3 separate regions of the Mus musculus genome follow, and regions 1 and 2 are each linked to region 3. A link is a loop called in an ENCODE intact Hi-C map of the cell type or tissue named here. Cell type or tissue: left cerebral cortex. All regions are shown on one strand.

Region 1 (4,000 bases), 580 kb before region 3:
AAAAGGGCTTCATGGGGAAGGCCCGAGTTAGTGCTCACAAAGCAAAAGGAAATCTCATGTTATTGCTGCAGTTTCTTTTGCTAAACTGGGTAGGCTGGACCTGGGGTCCTCAGGCCTCTCCTTTTGCTTTAGGTGGAATAGACAGGTCACTGAGGTAGCCTGCTTTGTCACCGAGGGAGTCCTTCCTGTTCCTGGCCTTTGAGCCTCAGGGGCCCACTCTACATCTTAGGGTGGGGGATCCCCGCCTTCCCCCACTCCTAGAGGCATACACATTCAGCAGCCCGAGAGCCTGCCTCTTCCACTGCCCACAGCCTACACACAGGCAGGCATAAGTTACTCTCCTTTGTTGCAGGAGTATTTCAGCTCACGGCTTGCAAAGTGCAAAGCCTGGCACCTTAGGCCGCCTGATGATTCCTGGCCCAGAAGAAGGAAGGCAACGTGGGGAGCAGTTTCATCAAGGTACTAGGGCTGTCTGCACAGAACCAAGCCATCAGCTGTGTAACCTGGGATATTTGGTTTGCATCTCTGAAAGCATCATTTCTTTGTAATGTGGGGTTGAGGCGCAGTAGCGATTTCTGAGTCCATCCTAGAGCCTAGCAGGACAAGACATTAACAAGCTTAGAGGGTTTTACCTGCCTGGCCTTACCAAAGGTTTGAGCAGATTGTACCCGCTTCGCGTAGCTCTTGTACTTCCCCAAGGGAATTAGCTACAATTGGCAAGCTGGGAAGTATTTGATTTAGATTAATCTCACTCGCCAAGGTGGAGAGCCTCATCATTTCTGACAGGCTGACTTAGCCACACTGCCCTTCTTGCTCCAGGAACGTGGGAGAGGCTTCTGGTTTATAGCTTTTGATGGGTAAGAAAACGGGTCATTATCATTTTTTCATGACACCCATAAAAGGCATGCAGTAAAGTGGACAGAAGAGCCGTGACAGGGTGGTGAACTCTGGAGCTGGCTCTCAGCAGGGCCAACCGCAGAAAGTAAATCCACAAGAGCCTGTTGTGGGTGGCATTCATCCTTCTAGGAATCTCTTGAAGTCTGGAATGGCCAGTGTGTTAGATCCAGCTGGAAAAAGGAATCCGTTACAGATTTTCAAACAGTTTGTTTGTCGCAAAAGGGGAAACAGCAGCATTTGGCATACACACAAAAACTTCCTTTAATTAATTGCAAATGAGTAATTTGGGGCTTTATGAACCATTTCTATACTAAAATGCTGGGAAATGAATTTTGGTGAGAAATGAAATTATTAGCTATAAGACCCAATATATAGCACGTCTCAAATCAGGCCAATCATCTGCAGACATGTTGAAATGCAGATTCCAATTTAGAAGGGGGAAAGGCACTCCAGCTGGCCTTGGGAAAACACTATGAAAAGTTAGATCTCGAGAATATAAAAATGAAAACAAGTTGGGTACGCAAGGGCCCGAGCCACACAATCATTCAGCTGACAGAGCCTCATGGTCAATTCCTACTTATATATTTTTTTTGTTGCTACCTCAAATAAATTCTCTCTCCCCTTGGCTTGTAGGGTGATGCATGGAGAGCTACCAAGTTGCCAGGCACAGTCCCCACCCGGTCTTGGGTGCTTGTTGCCCATTCATCCTCTCTGAGATGACTGTTTCACTCAGTCATGAGGCTAATTTGACAATGACATCACCTACAGTTGAATCATTATTCTTCTTTTCAGAAAACTAGGTTTTCTTGGAAAAACAAAGCAAAACAAACAAACAAAAAACCTAGATCTTTTTCCAGGTTTGCAAATTTTTGTCTCCGCAGAAATCCTGTTTTTTTTTTTGTTGTTGTTGTTGTTTTTTTAATGTGTTTGTTTTTGTTGTTCTGTTCTGTGTGTGTGTATGTGTGTGGTGTGCTATCATAAGATTAATATGGTTATTTTTTAAAACCAAAAAATAATATGGTAATCCTTTAAAACTCTGACCTGTATGTAAATTGAGCATGGATTGCTCAGTTAAAGTCACTGGCATGTTCTATAAGGAAATGACAATGCTAAAGCCACCAATATATTGCTTATTTGCTTTAAAAGAGATAGGCTATGCAAACAGATAAGTCTACAAATTAAAAAATATATATTGCATATAATTGTTAAAAGGTACTATTTCTAGGCATAATTGCATATTTTAAATCCAGAGATGAGGTAGGTGTTTCTTGAAATCCAGAGCAACAACCGGGCCCTTTTTAGTGGTTTAAACACACATAATTAGCAGTTTAATTTCCTCTGTGGCTGAGTTAGCCGTAAGATTTCATTTAATAACAAGCACAATTTTATAGCCCCAAGTAAGTGCCAGAGCCAGCGTCAGCTCAGCACTGCCCTCTGCTGGTCCTCAGCTGTCTCATGCCACCCTGCTCAGGGCAAAAGCATCTAACTTGAAAATTGTAACTGGGCTGTCTGAAAATTAATTGTGAGAGAAATGGAGAAATATAATTCATTTCAAACTCCCCTAATGAGGCTTTTGTTTTTAGCAGAACAAGCCCCAAAAGTCAGAAAGTATAACCCTAGATATCTTTCCTCTGGTCTCTCATACAGTCATTATCATATTAGCCTTGAAGCAGGTGTGTCTTTCTCATTACTCAGCACAATTACAGATGATGTCCAATATTTCTATACATGAGATGTCCCCAAACAACTAGTTTTCAAAACAGCAGTTTGTTACCCCTTAAGTAACCCGAATAAGCATGGTTTCATCTTATGTTTGGCCTTACATCTTACATTTTGCATCCAACTTGGCCTTATTTCTTGGTCTCTTTACTCAATTATTTTTAACACAGTAATGAAATTTCCTCTATACCCAGACTGCAGTCACTCTTTGTTAGCGCCAACTAGGGCTGACTACAGAAATAAAGACATGTCCTGAAGACTCCGGCTAACAAGCTGACAAACGTCAAAGCTGCTGTGTTCTCCCAGCCTTCTCTTTTCATCAGAAGGGGGAGGACTGACCATTATCTCAACCCTTCATTCAACATTCCAAAAGGGAAATATGCTGTCATCATATTGAGGCAAATAGCTGTCTGCATTGGGAGTCAGAAGAATTCACTAGGGCTTATTAAAGCAAATCCTCCCATTGGAAATGCAAGTACAATGAAAGCCCAAGCAGCTGCCTTATGTATGCACTGAGTTCTCTTGGCAGTGTCCTCTCTGTGTCCTGTCTTCTACCTCCCATAGGCCTCGAGGCTGTGAATCGGGAGAGATTACCATCAAAGCTTTTAAAATAGAAATTTATCAAATTTTGACTTGGGTTAAAACTGGGATTCAAATGTCTGCTCTGTAGAGCTGACGCTCAAATACATTTCTTCTACTTCCTAACTCTTATGTGATCTTAGGTGATAATATGACTCATGTAGCACTTCATGAGGTTTAAATTAGATACCATATGAAAGTGCACGGAGCTGTGCAACTTAGTGCAGCTTCTGAACTGGAGGCAGAGCCAGACTCAGGAGAGGCGTGATACAGCAGGAGAAAAGGGGAAGGGAACTATTGCTAAGAGCTTTACTCTTCAGTCCCATCATTACCAATGGCCCTGGGAAAGACACTTTAATTTCTTTAAACTTCAGTTCTTTCACTCTGAAAGGCTATTGCTAGTTCCTGCTCACAGCATTATGGGAACTGTAGAGAAAAGGGATCAGCAGAGAGCTTTGCATATCAAATGTGCCAATAAACAGCACATGGGGAAATAGAGCTGATATGGTAACCCATTTGAAGTTCTGGTTTTATCATCTTGACTGCTTTATGTCCTTGCACAATACATAGCTAACCATGACTGTCCTCTTTTAGTTTACACAAAGGTTAAATATGTTTTCCCTAAAAGGTTGATCTTGGTACTGCTCTTGATAAAATGTTTGGTCTGAGGTTCTAGAAAAATATCTAGCATCTCTTCAGTGGAGCTTCAGTAGACTGTGCCCAGTGGCTAAGGAAGAAGCTTTACAACTGGTTTGTGGAATTCATGGGCTGCACAATGATGAGGTTGAATATTATAACTTCATAA
Region 2 (4,000 bases), 180 kb after region 3:
AGGAAGGAAGGAAGGAGGGAAGGAAGGAAGGAAGGAAGGAAGGAAGGAAGGAAGGAAGGAAGGGAGGGAGGAAGGAAGGAAGGAGGGAAGGAGGGAAGGAAGGAAGGAAGGAAGGAAGGAAGGAAGGAAGGAAGGAGGGAAGGAAGGAAGGAAGGAAGGAGCAATAATAGAAGGGTTCTGTTGGCATCAGCTATTTGCACTGTCTGACATCCATTCAACACTCTCTTGACTAAACAGCTGTGCCCAGTGGGCACAACCCAGGGTTGACATTTTATTGGCTTATTTCAAGAGGCAGAAAGCTGTGATTCTATATAGCCATTGTCACCTTCTCTTCTCTGAGCACAGGGCCAGCTTCAATAGCAGCTCACCCACCTGGTCAAGTGAGACATGGTTGTCCTTCATGGCATTGGCTGCCACACAGTAGGAGAAATAGCCACTAACAGTCATAGCACAGGTCCTCCCTCTTCAGTAGCTCAACTGATTTTTCTTGAGTTTATTTAAGCATATTTTTTTCTAAAGCTATTGTAAAAGTCCTAGTCTGATTCTAGTTTGACCAATTTAGGTCAAATACTTCTTTAGGAAGAAATAGCATCATGGGGCAGAATATACAGTGTTTCGTTACACTTAAATTCCAGATAGACAACAGGTTTGTGTGTGTGTGTATGTGTGTGTGTGTGTGTTCCATATAATATCTCAGATACACTTTAATAAAAGAACATAATCGTTTATCTAAAATTCAAAGTTAACTGGGTCTCCTTTCGGTTTTATGGCTGTTGCTTTGCTAATTTGAGCAAGACCCTCCATCAGGAGCCCAAAATAGGTGGAAATATAAAGATTTTTATTACATCTGGATAACATGTCCACCACCCCAGCACAGAAGACCAAAGTCCACCTCACTAAAGACACATGTCCCCTGAGGAAAACCAGGTACAAGTCTAGAAGACGAAGGACAGACATTGATCAGCCAAACACAGCAGATCTGTCCAAAATCGAAGTGGGTGTGGCTATGGAAAAGGAGCGTGTGGTTTCAAAGGTTTTCAGGGGCGGGGCTGGGGGGGGAGGGGTGATGTGGGCCAGCTGAGGGGGGGGGGAAGAAAATTGTGCAGGCTCCTTCTCAATCTCCTAAGGTTGTGTTTTTAGCCGTACACATTTGCCAGATTGCTTGAAAAAAGGCAACAGCTGTGGGAACTGACAGTTTACAGTTGGGATAAATCGCATTAGTGAAGTATTTCAATTAGAGTGATATCGAACTAAAAAACCAAAGTCATCCCTGAACAAATAAATTAGCACTTCAGTTCGTGAAGTGGAAGATTTCAACAGCGCCTACCTGCCCATTGTTGTGCTGATAGTTCCTGATACTGCCCTTGTAGGGATGGCGCATATGTCCTGCTAGAGAAGGACAATTAGTCAGGATCAGTCTATAACTAGGTATTTGTTTCATTCCTGACCAACAGCCAAATTTGGTCTCAGATCAGCCTGAAATGTCCCTAATGGTGCATCAGAGAGCCTTCCTGCGGGGTCCTGGTACAGCCCACCAGCAGGTCAGCCAGACGACACAGGGCTGGACTCTCTTTCCCAAGCTAATTCATCTACACCGGTAGCACTTTAAAAATCAACTCAGAGACCGGTCTTGCAGCAGATGCTTTTTCCGCCTGCAGAAGATGAATGTGAAGAACCACAGCTCCCTTGTTCTCTCAGGGTCGGGGCCAGCTCAGCCCACAGACTGCAGGCAGCCAGGGGCTCTACAAAAGCCTTCTGTTCGCCTGGCCTCCTTTTCCTTCCCACCCATTCTCCTCCTCCAACATCACACCCGGTTCTCCCAACTCCCCACCCCAGCCTGAGTCGCAGCAGAAATTTTTCCTCTGCTAGCTAGTGATTCCGGCTAATTAGGTGGCTGCTTTCATTTACTTCAGCAGTTGGAAGAGGGGCTAAAATAGCATTGCCCCTATTCGTGTTGGAAAAATAAATCATGCCCATTGTTACTCAAGATCTTCCTCTCCCCCTCCTTCTCCCGCTCCTTCTCCCCCCCTCCCCCCCCCCCCCGCCCCCCAATCAAGCAAATTAGCAGCTTGGTTCGTTTTCCTGGCATTCACTCCAGGGCAGCCAGCAGCACCCCGGAATGTGGCTTGAAGGTGTGTGGTCAGTACAATTGTTTGGAGCTGTTTGTGCCAACAATGGGAGGAAATGCCTGTCTTCCAGAGGACACCGAGTGGCACTTGTCTTCCTTAGCTTAAGGAGGTCTTACCAGCTGCTGCCAAGCCTGGCTTCTCAGGAAGAGATACACCGCCATCTATTGGTCACGGAGGTTAACGGCAATGCCTTTCTCTCCCATATTTGCTCGAGGCCACTAAAGGACAGACAACAAAGCTTCTAGTAAGTTCTAAAAATAAGCTGATTCTTTGTACCTCGGAGTAAGACGGCGTTTTCCTCTAAGGTTGCAACTCTAAGTGCAGTGCAGCGCGTGACTAATACTTCCGCTGTGGGGCGCTTTCCGTGATGCTGGTTTCCAGGTCTCAGGATGGTTGGCTGGCATTGTCTGAAAGAGCTTGAGGCTCACCACTTCTCCATCCGACCTCAACTATCTTGGGTATCAGCACTTCTGGGTAATGGTTCTTACGCTGTAAACCTTCATATCATCCTTCTCCCACCCAAAACAAGCCCAGTTTCTAAGACTGCAAGATGGGGAGGGGCATTCAAAAGCTTCCTGCATTCAGAGACACTTGTCTGTGCACTGAGGATCAAATGCCAAGTCTTTTTGCATCCTGGATCCTGAAACAAGCAACTCCCCTATTCCTGACAACAAATGCTTCGGCTGCCTTTTATTTCATTCTGTTCTACATACATGAAGGACATGATTGCCTCCCTGGTTTCCAGTTTTAAAAAAATCCTGATTTGATTAGCGTTTGTGTAGAGATGGACGATCATATACAACCAGTCCATCGCAATATGTTGGGTTTGGTTTGTGACTCTCAATCAGGGTGACTGGCATGACATCCAAGAGTCTTTGTTATCATATTGGAACATTTTGGATTGACACAACTTGACAAGGTGTTGAGCGTTCTACAGCATTCAGGAGAGACCCACCACTAACACACACAGCAGAGAGTTATCCAGCCCAAACTGTCAATAGCACAGATGCACTAGGAGTCTGGTTTAGAAAAGGGGGAGGGGGAGGGAGGGGGAGGGAGAGGGAGAGGGAGAGGGAGAGGGAGAGGGAGAGGGAGAGGGAGAGAGAGAGAGAGAGAGAGAGAGAGAGAGAGAGAGAGAGAGAGAGATCGCCCTCTGGTAATGGGGTTATGATAACATTGATTGTTCTCAAATGAGCCACACCGCAGAGACAGAGGATAATTCTCCTTCTCCCAAGTCAGTATTTACTGCCTTTTTTTCTTCTTTAGCTCTTCCATTTTAAACATAATTTAGCTGTCTTTTTCCCCCCTTCTGCTGCTGGGAAGAGAAAGGGTTGGAGGGGGAGGGGAAGGCAAAAAGAAAAGGAGGATTAGAGGCTTGACCTGTTTCTCGGGAAGAGATGCCACATCCCTCTCTCAGATGTGCTTCGTGACCAGGCAGGGTACAATTAAAAGCACAATAATTTGCTTGTTATTCAAGTCAGGCATTAGTCCGGGTAATGGCGTGCTTGGTGGAGAGATGGATTTCCTTGTTAGGCAATAAGCGCAGGATTAACTGAATTCTCCATGGAGAAATCTTGATTTGTTCAAGGTCTTTCATGTTTTCTACAGAGAAGGGATTATGTCTTCTTAAAGAGGGGCCTTGCTTAAAAAGCTACAAAGTATAAGAAAAGGATTTAGGGCAGAGGGGCCTGTGGTTAAGTAGCTGAGGGGTACAGGGAATTTTAGAGCAAGGGATTATTTAAAGCCATAAAGTTCAAAAAATAATTGGTTTAGCACTACTGGGTCAGTGCTGGCAAGCTCACAGTAAGGCAGCTAAGCATGGGCTAATATTCATTTTACTTTGGCTAATTATTGCATGGATCCAGGAGAGG
Region 3 (4,000 bases):
GATGTTTCAAAACAGTGATGCAGGCCAGGATTGATTCCTCTCTTAGGAGGAAACCTGCATCCTGGTGCCCTGGACACCATGTGTGCTCCTGAAGACTGCCAATCAGACGGCGGGAAACAGGAAACGGTGCCTCAGCAACAGAGTCCCTGCCCAGAGTCTCACAGTGACATGTCTCAACACCTCTCCTAAACTATTAGAGACCCCTGTCACAGTAAGCACTTTCTCTTTTCCTGTTAGAACCATGCCATACAATAGCATAGGATAAAGCCCTGTCCGTCAAAGTGGTCCCAGCAGGTCAGTATTCCTCAAGTGAGAAAAGCATAGCGTCTAGGCCCACCTTGGACCCACTGAACTAGATGCTGGCCAAATCCTTGGGTAGTTCCTGGAACTATGAGAATCACAGGTTTAAAACATTAATGCTTTCTAATATTATTTATACTAAACATAGAAACATTTAAAATTTCCACTATACAGGCTAACATTTTAAAGAAAAGGATGTTTTTTTCTGAATAATAGTTCCATGGTTATCTGAAAAGCTTTTGAAATGTTTTTCATCCTCAAATCCAGAGTACCTGGCATCTACTACGTATAAAAATGGAGAGCAGTTGAACAGGACATTTGCAAGGACGAATGAGGGGATGAGAATTCAGGAAAAAAGGGTGATATATTGGCCAAGGATGTATGGAGCAGGGACTAATATGAAAACAAGAATAAAGAATACATCCTTCCATTCACTTTTGAATTGCCTTAGCTAACCGCTCACACCACCAATCCGATCCAGCCTGAAGGAGTATTCACAGGCAAAACGGTACATTCTGCGGGGCTTCTCCTAGAACAAGCTCCACGCTGCCCCTTGTAGATACGTCCTCCTCCCCTCCCCATTTCTACTGCTGATTTTCTCTGTGTCCACCACCACCCAGGTTCTCCTGTTTGCCTCCACTGATCTCCAAGCTCCCCATCCTGAAACCCTCTGCTTAGCCCACTGAGACCAAAGGTCACTAAGCAGCTTACACTAAAAGGAGACTGTTTTTAATATGCAAAAGAGTATTCCTCGATGGTCCAGAAACCATGCCACCTAAGGGTCAAATCAGCTCTGTTGTTGCCAAATTAATTTGAGAAAAGGGAGAAGTTATTTTCCTGGAGGATTTAACACACCTGCTTCCTGTCTGATTTTGGCCCTACCACTTCCCAGTAAATATTTTGAATCACAGGCCACCCTGCCTTACAGTCAGCCATAGGGTTGATTAGACATCAGAGAGAAGGTAAGAAAAATCTTCCCTCCATTTGATGTCAAAAACTACAAGGTCTAAATTTAAATGTAGGGCAAATTTGATAGGAAAGCAAGAGACTGCAGCATCTCCAGTCTTTACCTCATGGACTTCGTTTTCTTGCCACAGACAGGGACTAGAGCGATAAATAACGTCACCCAGAGCCAGTGACTGCCTTTGCACACGGTGACTTCTGGAAGCTTTCTCTCTGGACTGCCATGTTGTGACTATTTAATTGCCGTGGAAACATAGACATCTGATGACTTGTTTGCACCTTAGAGCAATCTTTTGACATTTTGTATATTAGAGAAACAGTGTGTTGCATATGTTGCTAGTGAGGGTAGGCAGGAAATTACTTGGTTCTGGGGCAGATGGTACAGCTGACTGACTATATGTAAAAGACTGTGTGGCAGGCAGGGCCAGTGTGGACATGTAGACACAGCAACCCAGAAACTGAGGGTACAACAATTTTATGGTATCTGAATTCTCAGCCTTGGTTTGTGAAAACCTAAGGAAATTATTCATCAATTTTCCTCACACAGGCTGAAAAGAGTCAGGGTCTCCTCTCCTTCAACCCACCCACCATGAGTTTTAATATATAATTGCGAGCATGTAAAAATAAATGGAAATGTCACTCTGCTGGTAACAAAAGACCTAACTCACAACGGCTTGAGCGGCATCTTGTGGTCACAGATGAGTATTGCACTCTTAGCCTGCTTGGATTGCTGGCATACTATTGCAAAGTATGTTCCTGTCTCCTCACATCTGACTTTTGGTAATGTTAATGAGGGGCTGTGCACGGATATCAATTCAGACATCATTATACTACCTTAAAATATTTTGTGAGTGCATACGTTAACTTATAATTAATTATCATACATCAATGTAAATGTATCCATGTAGGCAAATTGGATCAGTATTCTCTCATAATGTTTTAATAGCAGAGTACAAAAGGAAACTTATAAGATAGGAAACTATACGAGCAATGTTTACATTCTAAGCCATCTCAGCACACTTTCGAAATTGATGCTTCCCCATGAGGGAAAATATGAAATATTCACTGTTTCTCCAAATGAAATCCATTTTCTCTGTGTTATACAAGCACATAAGGAAAGGAAGAAAGTCGTCTTTCCGAGCATCAGCTTCCTTCTGTATCCCACAGCCGTGTGGACTTTGATTAACACACAAAGTGGTAAGCTAAAGGGCCTTCATCAGTGGAGCCCTGTCATAGCAGCCTAGACCCTGGGGTTTTGGGGTTTTTTTTGGGGGGGGTGTTTTTTTCTTTTTGTTTTTTGTTGGTTTTTTTTTTTAGACTGTGAATTTGGCTTTCAGAAAATCAATTCACTATTTTAAAACTATGCAATTTTTTTCTTAGCAAATTTCCAATTATAGATATCATTTAGCCACCATGGCACCATGAGGGGAAAGAAAAAAAAAAAAAACATAGTGAAAATCGAATCAAAGGCAGTACATGAATCATCAACTCGGAACTCAGACCTCAAAGATGTCCTGGGCGACCTCAGTAAGTCCGGTGGATTCTCTGTCGGGTTAGAAATATTAACATGAATCTCACGGATCCTGGCATCACCTGGAAAAGCACGTGTTGCTTTTCAACAACACACTACGAGAACTTCCACAAGCACTTAATCTTCGGGGCTCTTTAGTTATTTTCCGAAATAAAGAGAGGGACTTCTATTTCTATTATTGCTTCATCGTTGTGTGTAAGGTTGAATGTGGAAAATGATACTGAAAACAAAAAAAGAAAACATTTATTTAAATAATTTTCTACATGTGTCAGACAAGGTTCAGACAATAGAAAGGAATCTGTCCAAGTGCTTCTTTGAACTGATTATGTATTTATATAGGGATGAGGTGCGAATGTGTCAGGAGGGGTGCGTGCGCATGCGCGCATGCGTGTTTTGACGGCGGGACAGTTTCTGGTAGCCATGTGAGTCCTGCAAATGGAACTGCATTTATCAGCTTAGGAGCAGGCACCCTTACTCTTACTGACTGGGCAATCCCACTGGCCCCCATTGCAGTGCTGACAGCATTTTCTTTTTTAATGGAGAGAATTGCTCACTGGAAGTAAGCAACTCATTGGCATGTGGAAGAGAGGGAGGGAAGGAGGGCGGGAAGGAGGGCGGGGGAGGGGGGATTGCTTTCAACATTTGCCAATTTCCATGTGGTCAATTGCTACAATTTACATCAGTCTGAAAACAGAAAGAGATGTCCACAATTATCTAGTACAGAGGTTCTCTAGTGTCATAACCCCTTTGGGGGGTGGGGTGAGTCAAACAACCTAAGGTCCTCAGAAAACACAGATATTTACATTACAGTTCACAACATAGCAAAATTACAGTCATGAAGTAGCAATGAAATAATTTTATGGCTGGGGGTCACCACACTATAAGGAACTGTATTGAAGGGTCTCAGCGTTAGGAAGTGGAGAGACACTGATCTAGTTGTTTCTGCAGTGTAAATAAAGACCAAATAGCCCCAAAAGTAAATACTTAGAAAATGAGCTTTAGATACATATTGTTTGCTTTTTAATGTGATTTCATTAACTATAAGGTTTACAAATTATTAATGTTGGTGGTAAGTGCTATCCACAACCACTTCACAATGTTTCTCAACATTTAAGAATGGATCTTTCACACCAACAGGAGCTAGGTCCAGCAAGCTGTTTAGTAGACAAGAAAACCTGGGCAAAGCAGGCCAGACGTAATCCAGAC

Evidence for each region. Peaks named below come from ENCODE experiments on the same cell type or tissue, not always from the same donor. Only the 100,000 strongest peaks of a DNase experiment are listed, where the experiment ranks them.
Region 1: it touches region 3 in a loop (3-fold over the local background); 10 of 42 quality-filtered maps call a loop at or near these places.
Region 2: a loop joins it to region 3, with 2.3 times the contacts of the local background. A loop is called at or near these places in 3 of 42 quality-filtered maps.

Annotation. Positions count from the first base shown.
Region 1 is chr19:15,033,436-15,037,435 of GRCm38, forward strand. No RefSeq gene overlaps it. Among named protein-coding and RNA genes, the nearest start is that of Gm46645, 300 kb to the right of the region's middle. In left cerebral cortex, a CTCF peak has its summit at 2,335 (motif pointing left); DNase peaks (open chromatin) are centred at 2,320, 2,918, 3,178 and 3,388; H3K27ac peaks cover 532 bases.
Region 2 is chr19:15,799,757-15,803,756 of GRCm38, forward strand. No RefSeq gene overlaps it. Among named protein-coding and RNA genes, the nearest start is that of Gm24319, 120 kb to the left of the region's middle. In left cerebral cortex, a CTCF peak has its summit at 2,295 (motif pointing left); DNase peaks (open chromatin) are centred at 1,755, 2,274, 2,909, 3,618 and 1 more place; H3K4me3 peaks cover 1,268 bases; H3K27ac peaks cover 2,269 bases.
Region 3 is chr19:15,615,757-15,619,756 of GRCm38, forward strand. It overlaps Gm31594 (a long non-coding RNA gene), which reads left to right. Exons shown (of 5, transcript XR_386569.3): 3 at 2,371-2,460; 4 at 2,644-2,790. Among named protein-coding and RNA genes, the nearest start is that of Gm31594, 19 kb to the left of the region's middle. In left cerebral cortex, a CTCF peak has its summit at 1,958 (motif pointing left); DNase peaks (open chromatin) are centred at 1,953 and 2,294; H3K4me3 peaks cover 188 bases; H3K27ac peaks cover 335 bases.